Regions from separate parts of the Homo sapiens genome. Here region 1 is linked to region 2. A link is an interaction called in ENCODE POLR2A ChIA-PET data of the cell type or tissue named here. Cell type or tissue: HepG2. All regions are shown on one strand.

What was found. Peaks named below come from ENCODE experiments on the same cell type or tissue, not always from the same donor. Only the 100,000 strongest peaks of a DNase experiment are listed, where the experiment ranks them.
Region 1: POLR2A ChIA-PET joins it to region 2 with 10 read pairs; 3 of 35 experiments call an interaction of 5 or more read pairs at or near these places.

The regions. Positions count from the first base shown.
Region 1 is chr19:11,127,081-11,132,080 of GRCh38, forward strand. LDLR (low density lipoprotein receptor) reads left to right here. Exons shown (of 18, transcript NM_000527.5): 16 at 928-1,005; 17 at 2,433-2,590; 18 at 4,201-5,000. The coding sequence ends at 4,236. Among named protein-coding and RNA genes, the nearest start is that of MIR6886, 16 kb to the left of the region's middle. In HepG2, a CTCF peak has its summit at 4,062 (motif pointing left); DNase peaks (open chromatin) are centred at 2,341, 2,751 and 4,011.
Region 2 is chr19:11,235,142-11,240,141 of GRCh38, forward strand. DOCK6 (dedicator of cytokinesis 6) reads right to left here. Exons shown (of 48, transcript NM_020812.4): 15 at 3,046-3,163; 16 at 2,904-2,974; 17 at 2,500-2,638; 18 at 2,315-2,416; 19 at 1,652-1,738; 20 at 1,205-1,436; 21 at 457-618. It overlaps ANGPTL8 (angiopoietin like 8), which reads left to right and starts at 4,478. Exons shown (of 4, transcript NM_018687.7): 1 at 4,478-4,793; 2 at 4,994-5,000. The coding sequence starts at 4,497. RefSeq lists enhancers at 1,183-1,993, 1,994-2,804. In HepG2, no CTCF peak of the experiment used is centred here; DNase peaks (open chromatin) are centred at 610, 1,740, 1,980, 4,410 and 1 weaker place; H3K4me3 peaks cover 2,014 bases.

The DNA.
Region 1 (5,000 bases), 110 kb before region 2:
GGTGCCCACCGCCACAGCTGGCTAATTTTTGTATTTTTAGTAGAGACAGGGTTTCACCGTGTTGGCCAGGCTGGTCTTGAACTCCTGACCTCAGGCAACCTGCCCACCTCAGCCTCCCAAAGTGCTGGGATTACAGGTTTGAGCCACTGGGCCTGGCCTTTTTTTTTTTTTTTTGAGAGGGAGTCTCACTCTGTTGCCCAGGCTGGAGTGCAATGGCGCGATCTTGACTCACTGCAACTCCATTTCCCGGGTTCAAGTGATTCTCCTCCCTCAGCCTCCCAAGTAGCTGGGATTACAGGTGCATGCCACCACGGCCAGCTAATTTTGTATTTTTAGTAGAGACAGGGTTTCACTATGTTGATCATGCTGGTCTCAAACTCCTGACCTTAGGTGATCTGCCCGCCTTAGCCTCCCAAAGTGTTGGGATTACAGGTGTGAGCCACCGCGCCCAGACCAAAATATGCTCATTTTAATAAAATGCACAAGTAGGTTGACAAGAATTTCACCTGCAACCTTGTCAACCACCTAGAATAAAAGCCTCTGCAGCCCTCCCCTAAAGACTCATCAATGTGAGGCTCAAGAACCTTCTTAGGCTGGGCTCGGTGGCTCATTTCTGTAATCCCTGCACTTTGGAAGGCTGAGGCAGGAGGATCTCTTGAGGCCAGGAGTTCAAGACAAGCCTGGGCAACATAGCCAGACCTCTGTTTCTATCCCCCACAAAAAGAACCTTCTTAAACCGGAATTGAGTCCTACAACCTCGATAACTCACAAATAAGCCCGTGTGGCCTCTCACAGACTTGGGAAGTTCTCCAAGTGTCCAGGGAGATGTGCCAGGCGCTTTCCTGCCGTGACCACCGTCCTCTGCCTGCTCCATTTCTTGGTGGCCTTCCTTTAGACCTGGGCCTCACTCTTGCTTCTCTCCTGCAGCTCTGGGCGACGTTGCTGGCAGAGGAAATGAGAAGAAGCCCAGTAGCGTGAGGGCTCTGTCCATTGTCCTCCCCATCGGTAAGCGCGGGCCGGTCCCCCAGCGTCCCCCAGGTCACAGCCTCCCGCTATGTGACCTCGTGCCTGGCTGGTTGGGCCTGTTCACTTTTTCTCCTGGACAGGGAACAGCCCCACTGGTGTCCTTTATCACCCCCACGGCCTCTCCTGGCTTGGGGCTGACAGTGACAAGATCAGACAGCTAAGGGGTCAGATGGAGGATGTGGAGCTGGGTCCCGTGCTGTGGAATAGCCTCACCGAGATTTGAGTGCCTTCTGGGGAACTGGTTCCCTTGCAGGGGGCTGTGTGGAGAGGCGCGCTCTCCCTGCCTCACCCATGCTCATCCTAACTCGGTTACCATCACATCTCTTTTTTCTTTTTTTCTTAAATTTTAAGAAAAAAGAAATTTAATTTTTTTGAGAGACAGAGTCTTGCTCTGTCACCCAGGCTGGAGTGCAGTGGCACCATCATGCCTCGCTGCAGCCTCAATGTCTGGGCTCAAGCGATCCTCCCACCTCAGCCTCCTGAGTAGCTGGTGCAAGCCACTATACCCCACTTCCTATTTCTTAAAAAGTCACAGCCCTGTGTGTGGCTAATCCTGGACAGAAATCTAGAAGAAGTCAGCTACTTCTGGGGCGTGGCTCACCCAGTGGGCTTCAGGTTAGATATTTCTTATACTTATGAGGCTGGGTGTGGTGGCTTATGCCTGTAATCCCAGCACTTTGGGAGGCTGAAGTGGGTGGATTGCTTGGGCTCAGGAGTTCGAGACCAACCTGGGCAACATGGCGAAACCCTGTTTCTAGAAAAGGTACAAAAATTAGCTGGGCAGGTGGCACGTGCCTGTGGTACCAGCTACTTGAGGGCCTGAGGCAGGAGGATCGCTTGAACCTGGGAGGTCGAGGTTGCAGTGAACTGAGATCATGTCACTGCACTCCAGCCTGGTGACAGAGCAAGACCCCGTCTCAAAAAAAAAAAAAGAAAGAAAAAAATTCTTATGCATAGATTTGCCTCTTTTCTGTTTGTTTGTTTTGAGATGGAGTCTCGCTCTGTCGCCCAGGCTGGAGTACAGTGGCTCAACCTCGGCTCACTGCAACCTCTGCCTCCCGGGTTCAAGCAATTCTCCTGCCTCAGCCTCCTGAGTAGCTGGGACTACAGGCGCCCGCCACCATGCCCAGCTAATTTTTGTATTTTTAGTAGAGACTGACTGGGTTTCATCATGTTGGCCAGGCTGGTCTCGAACTCTTGACCTCATGATCCGCCCGCCTCAGCCTCCCAAAATGCTGGGATTACAGGCGTGAGCCACCAGGCCCAGGCCGCAAGGCGATCTCTAAACAAACATAAAAGACCAGGAGTCAAGGTTATGGTACGATGCCCGTGTTTTCACTCCAGCCACGGAGCTGGGTCTCTGGTCTCGGGGGCAGCTGTGTGACAGAGCGTGCCTCTCCCTACAGTGCTCCTCGTCTTCCTTTGCCTGGGGGTCTTCCTTCTATGGAAGAACTGGCGGCTTAAGAACATCAACAGCATCAACTTTGACAACCCCGTCTATCAGAAGACCACAGAGGATGAGGTCCACATTTGCCACAACCAGGACGGCTACAGCTACCCCTCGGTGAGTGACCCTCTCTAGAAAGCCAGAGCCCATGGCGGCCCCCTCCCAGCTGGAGGCATATGATCCTCAAGGGACCAGGCCGAGGCTTCCCCAGCCCTCCAGATCGAGGACAGCATTAGGTGAATGCTTCTGTGCGCTCATTCAGAATGTCAGCGGACAATGGCCTTGGTGGTGTAGAGGAATGTTGGATAAGCAAATAGAGAGCTCCATCAGATGGTGACAGGGCAAAGAAAGTCAAAAGGAGTTCAGAGGCCGGGCGCGGTGGCTCATGCCTGTAATCCCAGGACTTTGGGAGGCCGAGGCTGGCGGATCACCTGAAGTCAGGAGTTTGAGACCAGCTTGGCCATCATGACAAAACCCCGTCTCTATTAAAAATACAAAAAATTAGCCAGGCGTGGGAGTGGGCGCCTGTAATCCCAGCTACTCGGGAGGCCGAGGTAGAAAAATCGCTTGAACCTAGGAGGCAGAGGTTGCAGTGAGCCGAGATCGCGCCACTGCATTCCAGCCCGGGAGGCAAGAGCAAAACTCCATCTCAAAAAAAAAAAAAAAAGGAGTTCAGAGGCCCGGCATGGTGGTTCACACATGTGATCCCAGAACTTGGGGAGGTTGAGGCAGGAGAATCACCTGAGCTCAGAGTTCAAGACCAGCCTGGGCAGCACAGCAAGACCCCATCTCTGCAAAAAATAAAAATTTAGCCCAGTGTGGTGATGAGCGCCTAGTTCCAGCTACTAGGGAGGCTAAGGCAGGAGGATTGCTTGAGGCTAAGGTAGGAGATTGAGACTGCAGTGACTTGTGATTGCGTCACTGCGCTCCAGCCTGGGTGACAGAGCAAGCCCTTGTCTCTTAAAAAAAAAAAAAAATTCAAAGAAGGGTTTCCAGAGGGCCAGGAGGGAGGAAGGGAGAGGAGGTGTTTTATTTTTTTGCTTTTATTTTTTATTTTGAGACAGAGTCTCTCTCTGTCACCCAGGTTGGAGTGCAGTGCTGTGATCTTGGCTCACTGCAACTTCTGCCTCCTGGGTTCAAGCAATTCTTATGCCTCAGCCTCAGCCTCCTGAGTAGCTGGGATTACAACACTATGCCCGGGTAATTTTTGTATTTTTAGTAGAGACGAGGTTTCGCCATGTTGCCCAGACTGGTCTCGAACTCCTGACCTCAAGTGATCCACCCGCCTTGGCCTCCCCACGTGCTGGGATTGCAGGCGTGAGCCACTGCGCCCGCCTTGATCTTTACACAAGGGGTTTAGGGTAGGTAGCCTTCTCTGAACCAGGAGAACAGCCTGTGCGAAGGCCCTGAGGCTGGACCGTGCCTGTTGGGTTTGAGGCCGTTGTAGCTGGAGCAAACAGAGAGAGGGGTAAAAAGGCAGGAGGCTACCAGGCAGGTTGTGCAGAGCCTTGTGGGCCACTGGGGAGGACTTTGGCTTTTGCCCTGAGAGCGGTGGGAAGTGACTGAATCCGGTACTCACCGTCTCCCTCTGGCGGCTCCTGGGGGAACATGCTTGGGGATCAGGCTGGGGGAGGCTGCCAGGCCCAGGAGGTGAGAAGTAGGTGGCCTCCAGCCGTGTTTCCTGAATGCTGGACTGATAGTTTCCGCTGTTTACCATTTGTTGGCAGAGACAGATGGTCAGTCTGGAGGATGACGTGGCGTGAACATCTGCCTGGAGTCCCGTCCCTGCCCAGAACCCTTCCTGAGACCTCGCCGGCCTTGTTTTATTCAAAGACAGAGAAGACCAAAGCATTGCCTGCCAGAGCTTTGTTTTATATATTTATTCATCTGGGAGGCAGAACAGGCTTCGGACAGTGCCCATGCAATGGCTTGGGTTGGGATTTTGGTTTCTTCCTTTCCTCGTGAAGGATAAGAGAAACAGGCCCGGGGGGACCAGGATGACACCTCCATTTCTCTCCAGGAAGTTTTGAGTTTCTCTCCACCGTGACACAATCCTCAAACATGGAAGATGAAAGGGGAGGGGATGTCAGGCCCAGAGAAGCAAGTGGCTTTCAACACACAACAGCAGATGGCACCAACGGGACCCCCTGGCCCTGCCTCATCCACCAATCTCTAAGCCAAACCCCTAAACTCAGGAGTCAACGTGTTTACCTCTTCTATGCAAGCCTTGCTAGACAGCCAGGTTAGCCTTTGCCCTGTCACCCCCGAATCATGACCCACCCAGTGTCTTTCGAGGTGGGTTTGTACCTTCCTTAAGCCAGGAAAGGGATTCATGGCGTCGGAAATGATCTGGCTGAATCCGTGGTGGCACCGAGACCAAACTCATTCACCAAATGATGCCACTTCCCAGAGGCAGAGCCTGAGTCACTGGTCACCCTTAATATTTATTAAGTGCCTGAGACACCCGGTTACCTTGGCCGTGAGGACACGTGGCCTGCACCCAGGTGTGGCTGTCAGGACACCAGCC
Region 2 (5,000 bases):
GTTTCACTCTGTCACCCAGGCTGGAGTGCGGTGGCATGACCTTGGCTCACTGCAACCTCTGCCTCCTGGGTTCAAATGATTCAGCCTCCCTAGTAGCTGGGATTACAGGCACCTACCACCATGCCTGGCTAATTTTTGTATTTTTAGTAGAGACGGGGTTTCACCATGTTGGCCAGGCTGGTCTTGAACTCCTGACCCCCTCAAGTGATCCCCCTGCCTTGGCCTCCTAAAGTGCTGGGATTATAGGCATTAGCCACCATGCCTGGCCCCAGCTAATTTTTGTATTTTTAGTAGAGACAGGGTTTCATCATGTTGGCCAAGTTGATCTCGAACTCCTGACCTCAAATGATCCATCCAGCTCGGCCTCCCAAAGTCCTGGGATTACAGGCGTGAGCCACCGCACCCAGCCTCTTCTCCCAGATATTTCTCGTCTCACAGGGATTTCTACAAACTCACCATCCGGGAGGCTGGGCTCAGTGCCAGGAAGGCGAAAGGCGTAGTGGACGTAGGCAGCCAGCTGTGGGCAGTGACCGCGGGCATCCTGGGCTGCCTCCAGGCTCCGGTGAACAAGGCTGACTACATGGGCCATTGCTTCAAAGGCTCCACGGCCCAGGTTCACTGCAGGGCAGAGCAGAGGTCAAGTTCCAGGGCCCAAGGCCTCTCACCTCCCCGCCCACTTTCCAAATATAAAGACATCAGGATTTGAGGGATCATGTGCTCATTAAGGGGTCACAAATTTTTTTTTTTTTTTTTTTTTGAGATGGAGTCTTGCTCTGTTGCCCGGGCTGGAGTCCAGTGGCATGATCTCGGCTCACTGTCACCTCCGCCTCCCAGGTTCAAGCAATTCTCCTGCCTCAGCCTCCCGAGTAGCTGGGATTACAGGCATGCGCCACCACGCCCAGCTAATTTTGTATTTTTAGTAGAGAAGGGGTTTCTCCATGTTGGTCAGGCTGGTCTCAAACTCTCGACCTCAGGTGATCTGCCCGCCTCGGCCTCCCAAAGTGCTGGGATGACAGGCGTGAACCGCTGCACCCGGGCCAAAGGGTCACAGAAGACCTTCTCTGGGTGCAGGGGACTGGAGGTCATTTTTCAGATGAGAAAAATGGCCAGAGAGGTAAATGGGCTTATAGAAGATCCCTCAGGACCTCAGGACTGAGAAGCCATGTGGATGGGGAAACTGAGGTCTGAGGCCACATTCGCTTACCAATCTGGCCACTGATGATCGGGGGCCTGATGACCAGACGCACGAGCTTGTCCAGCACGTGGTGGGAGAAGGCCACAAGGGGTTCGGGGCTGGCCAGGCGCAGTGCTGCAAGACTGGCCCGCAGCTCCTGCTCCACGTTGCCCTCGCTCAGCACAGTGTCCTTGAGCCGGAATGGGAAGGCTCCCTCCTCCAGGACGTGCACCAGGGTGAAGAATTTGTCCAGGTAGGGGTCCTGGGTAGGGATGTGGAGTGAGCAGGGTGGGGCCTCAGGGAATGAAGACCACCCCTGCCTGAATCAGCAGCTTCCCTTAAAGCTGGGTCCAGCTGACCAAAGTCACGTCCAAGGCCTGAGGCCAGACCTCCCCGGCCATCGGCAACTGTTACTCAATCGTAGGGCAGGCAAGAGGGGAGCAGGGCGGGACTCTTGGTTCCCGGCCCACCCCGTACCTGGGGGTGCACAGAGGACACGGCTGTGAGCTCCACACTGAACACGCCCTTGTGACCGTCCACCCAGCGCATGCCCGGAAGCGCCACCTGTGGGAGGGAGGCACCAGGTGGGCACTGGTCAGCCCTCCCTGACTGATCAGGTCACCCAGCGGCCCCAGCCATTGCGACACTGCAGCGTGAGTGTAGCCCGGTCTGGGGGTGCAGCCAAGCACCCTGCCCCCAGCCCTGGTCCCAGTAGACTGAGAGGGTCCACTGGGCAGGCTGGAAATCCACATGCCAAGACGGGGGCAGAGAATGGAGACACAGGGTGAATGAATATTCATTGAGTAGGTCAGGAAACAGGATAGGAGGATTTGAGGCCTAGGGTCATTAACAATGGTGCATTCATGGGGAATGATAAGGTACTACGAGGGCAGGGGACAGTGATCAGGAAGGCAGTCAGGGTGGCTAAAGTGGGAATGGAGCAGAGAGGCAATGGGAATCTTTGGGGAGGACATGTAGGACACAGAGAGGCATTAATAGGGGAATAATGAGCTACACGGGGGCCCTGGAGGCACCAGTAGAGGATAACAAGCCTCCCAGGATTGACAGGAAGGAAGGCAGGTGACTCGGGAGTGCTTCTGGGGACAGTGCATTGGCAGGCAGGAGCTCCAGGGCACATACATCGGGTGTGAGCACGGAATAGCTGGGCGGCGGCTGGTCCACAGACACTGGGAGACAGAAGGGGCCGGTCCTCAGGCGCCCGTGCTGCAGCAGTGGGATCCACTGGGGAGAGGCTGGAGGTCAGGTCTGCGGCCAGGTTGGGGGACGAGGAGGGCTCAGGGGGAGGGAGGGAGGGGACGGCTCACAGTAAAGCCCACGGGTGTCTCCAGGGCAGTGCCCGGCCGGGGCTGGCAGCTGACATGGTAGAAGGTGAACAGCAGGTGATGGTTCTCTGTCACGCAGGCTGGAAGATGCAGCTTGAACTCCTCGTAGAACTCGGGGGACCTGGCAGAATCGGGCTGGGGGATCTGCTGGGGGCTGGGGTCCCCACTGTCTGCCCCATCACCTCTGCCATGCCACGCCCTTATTGCTGCTAGGCCCCACTGTCTCTGCTGTCTGCCTCAGCTTCCCTCATTAGCACTCTGGGAGCCTCTACCTCTCTTCTTCCTGTCCCCCATCTTCCCATCGATGCTGCCTTATGTGTATATATAAGGGACATCCTCCTACCCCCATGAGTGCCCCCAAGTTCCTCACGTGTCCCCCTACATACTTGTTATGGTAGACCACCGGTGTGAAGGCCTCGCGGGTAAATTCACTGCAGCTGGACTTGCCAAAGATGACCTGGGAGAGTGGATTCATGAGGGACCCATGGGGGATGCCCTACCCCCCTTCCCTGGGGCACAGCCACTGACCGGCAGAGCCTGGCTGGGGTCCTCGCCTGTCATGTACTGCACTCGCACAGCAAGGTTGCGCACGGAGCCCTGGCGGCTGCTGAAGTTGAGGCTGTGCGGGTACACGTACAGCAGGTTCCTGTGGGGGGCAGGATGGGGGTGTCAGAGGGACAGGGGCCCTGAAGGTGCACATACAAGGCTGGGGTGATGGGACAAGGCTGGCTGGGAGCACAGACAGTCCAGGAAGAGTAGGTCATGAGGCTGGGGCATTGAGGGCCCGGTGAGAGGTAATACAGGTATCAGTCAGGAGATAGGACAGAGGGCAGAGGGTGGGGGACAAGCGAGCACCCTAAAAACACAGATTGGGAACAGTGTGGTAGAGGGTGGGAATACAGAAGGACATTGGAGGCACTCATGGGGCACAGTGACACACAGAAGGCAGAGAATAGCGAGGCACTCAGGGCCAGAGTTCCAAGGTACCTCAGGTGGCCAGTGGTCAAGCCTAAGCCCCACCCAAGGGCCTGACTGCCCTTCCCCCAGGAGGTCACTAGAGTTATGTGGCCTGTTTCTCAGGTGGGGAAACTGAGGCCAGAGTCCGAGTCCTGCCTCCTTCCCCCAGGGGCAACTCTGTGCAAGCCTTGACCCCTCTCTGGGCCTCAGTTTCCCTATGTGTATAATGGGCACTTCAGGCCTTCCAGCTGAGCCTTTGTAATGATACTGATGATGATAAATAACAACAATGACAATAATTGCACCAAACACTATTACTACAACAATGAAATAATCGCGCCTACTGTGTGCCAGGCTCTGTTCTAAGCACTCAACATGAAATAACTCATTTACTTCTCACAAGTAGCTCATGAGGCAGGACTAACATCACCGCCATTTTACAAGCAGGGAAACTGAGGTACTTGCACAATCACCCACGGAGTAAAATGGCAGTCAGTGGTGATCTGGGCATATGCAGGTCTTGGAGATCAGGCTGTGTGACCTTGGGAGAGTCTCTGCCACCTGCACCTGCCCCCTTGGATACTAACCAGGCCAATAAAAGCCCCCACGTGGCAAGTATGTGGGAGGGGAACAAGAGCAGATATTGTAATGGCAGGTCAAACAGCTCAGGGCAAACCATCAATGCTTATAAAATCTTTACTGTTATTACCATCATCATTGCGATGCCTATTCATAGATGGAGAAACAGGCTCAGCATGGTGAGTCTCAGGAACTCCCAGCAGGGTCTGGGGCCCGTCCTCTCCCAATGCCCCCCACCCACACCTGGCCCTGAGCCCCAGGAAGCGTGATCCCGGCGTGGCCTAGCCGGACATTCGCCTGATGCAACTATCGCACCACTGCCAGGCCCTTGTGCAATGCGGGGCACCAGGTCGGCCAGTTAACGATTGACTGGGGATCAGTGGGGGTATGAGGCATAAAAGGCTTCAGTGACAGTGCTGTGGCTATACCTTAGACCCTCAGTCATGCCAGTGCCTGCTCTGTGCCTGCTCTGGGCCCTGGCAATGGTGACCCGGCCTGCCTCAGCGGCCCCCATGGGCGGCCCAGAACTGGCACAGCATGAGGAGCTGACCCTGCTCTTCCATGGGACCCTGCAGCTGGGCCAGGCCCTCAACGGTGTGTACAGGACCACGGAGGGACGGCTGACAAAGGCCAGGAACAGCCTGGGTCTCTATGGCCGCACAATAGAACTCCTGGGGCAGGAGGTCAGCCGGGGCCGGGATGCAGCCCAGGAACTTCGGGCAAGCCTGTTGGAGACTCAGGTGGGCACCGTAGCTGCGACACTGTGGGGTGGCCAGGAGTCCAAAGAGGAGTTCGTGTCTAGGGTAACCAACCATCCTGGTTTGCCCAGGACTGAAGGGATTCCTGGGATACAAGATTTTCAGCGATAAACTCAGGCAAGTCCTTAGGTACACAAAGATGAGTTGGACATCCTACTAGTGACCCACTGTTTATTAAGCAGATGGAGG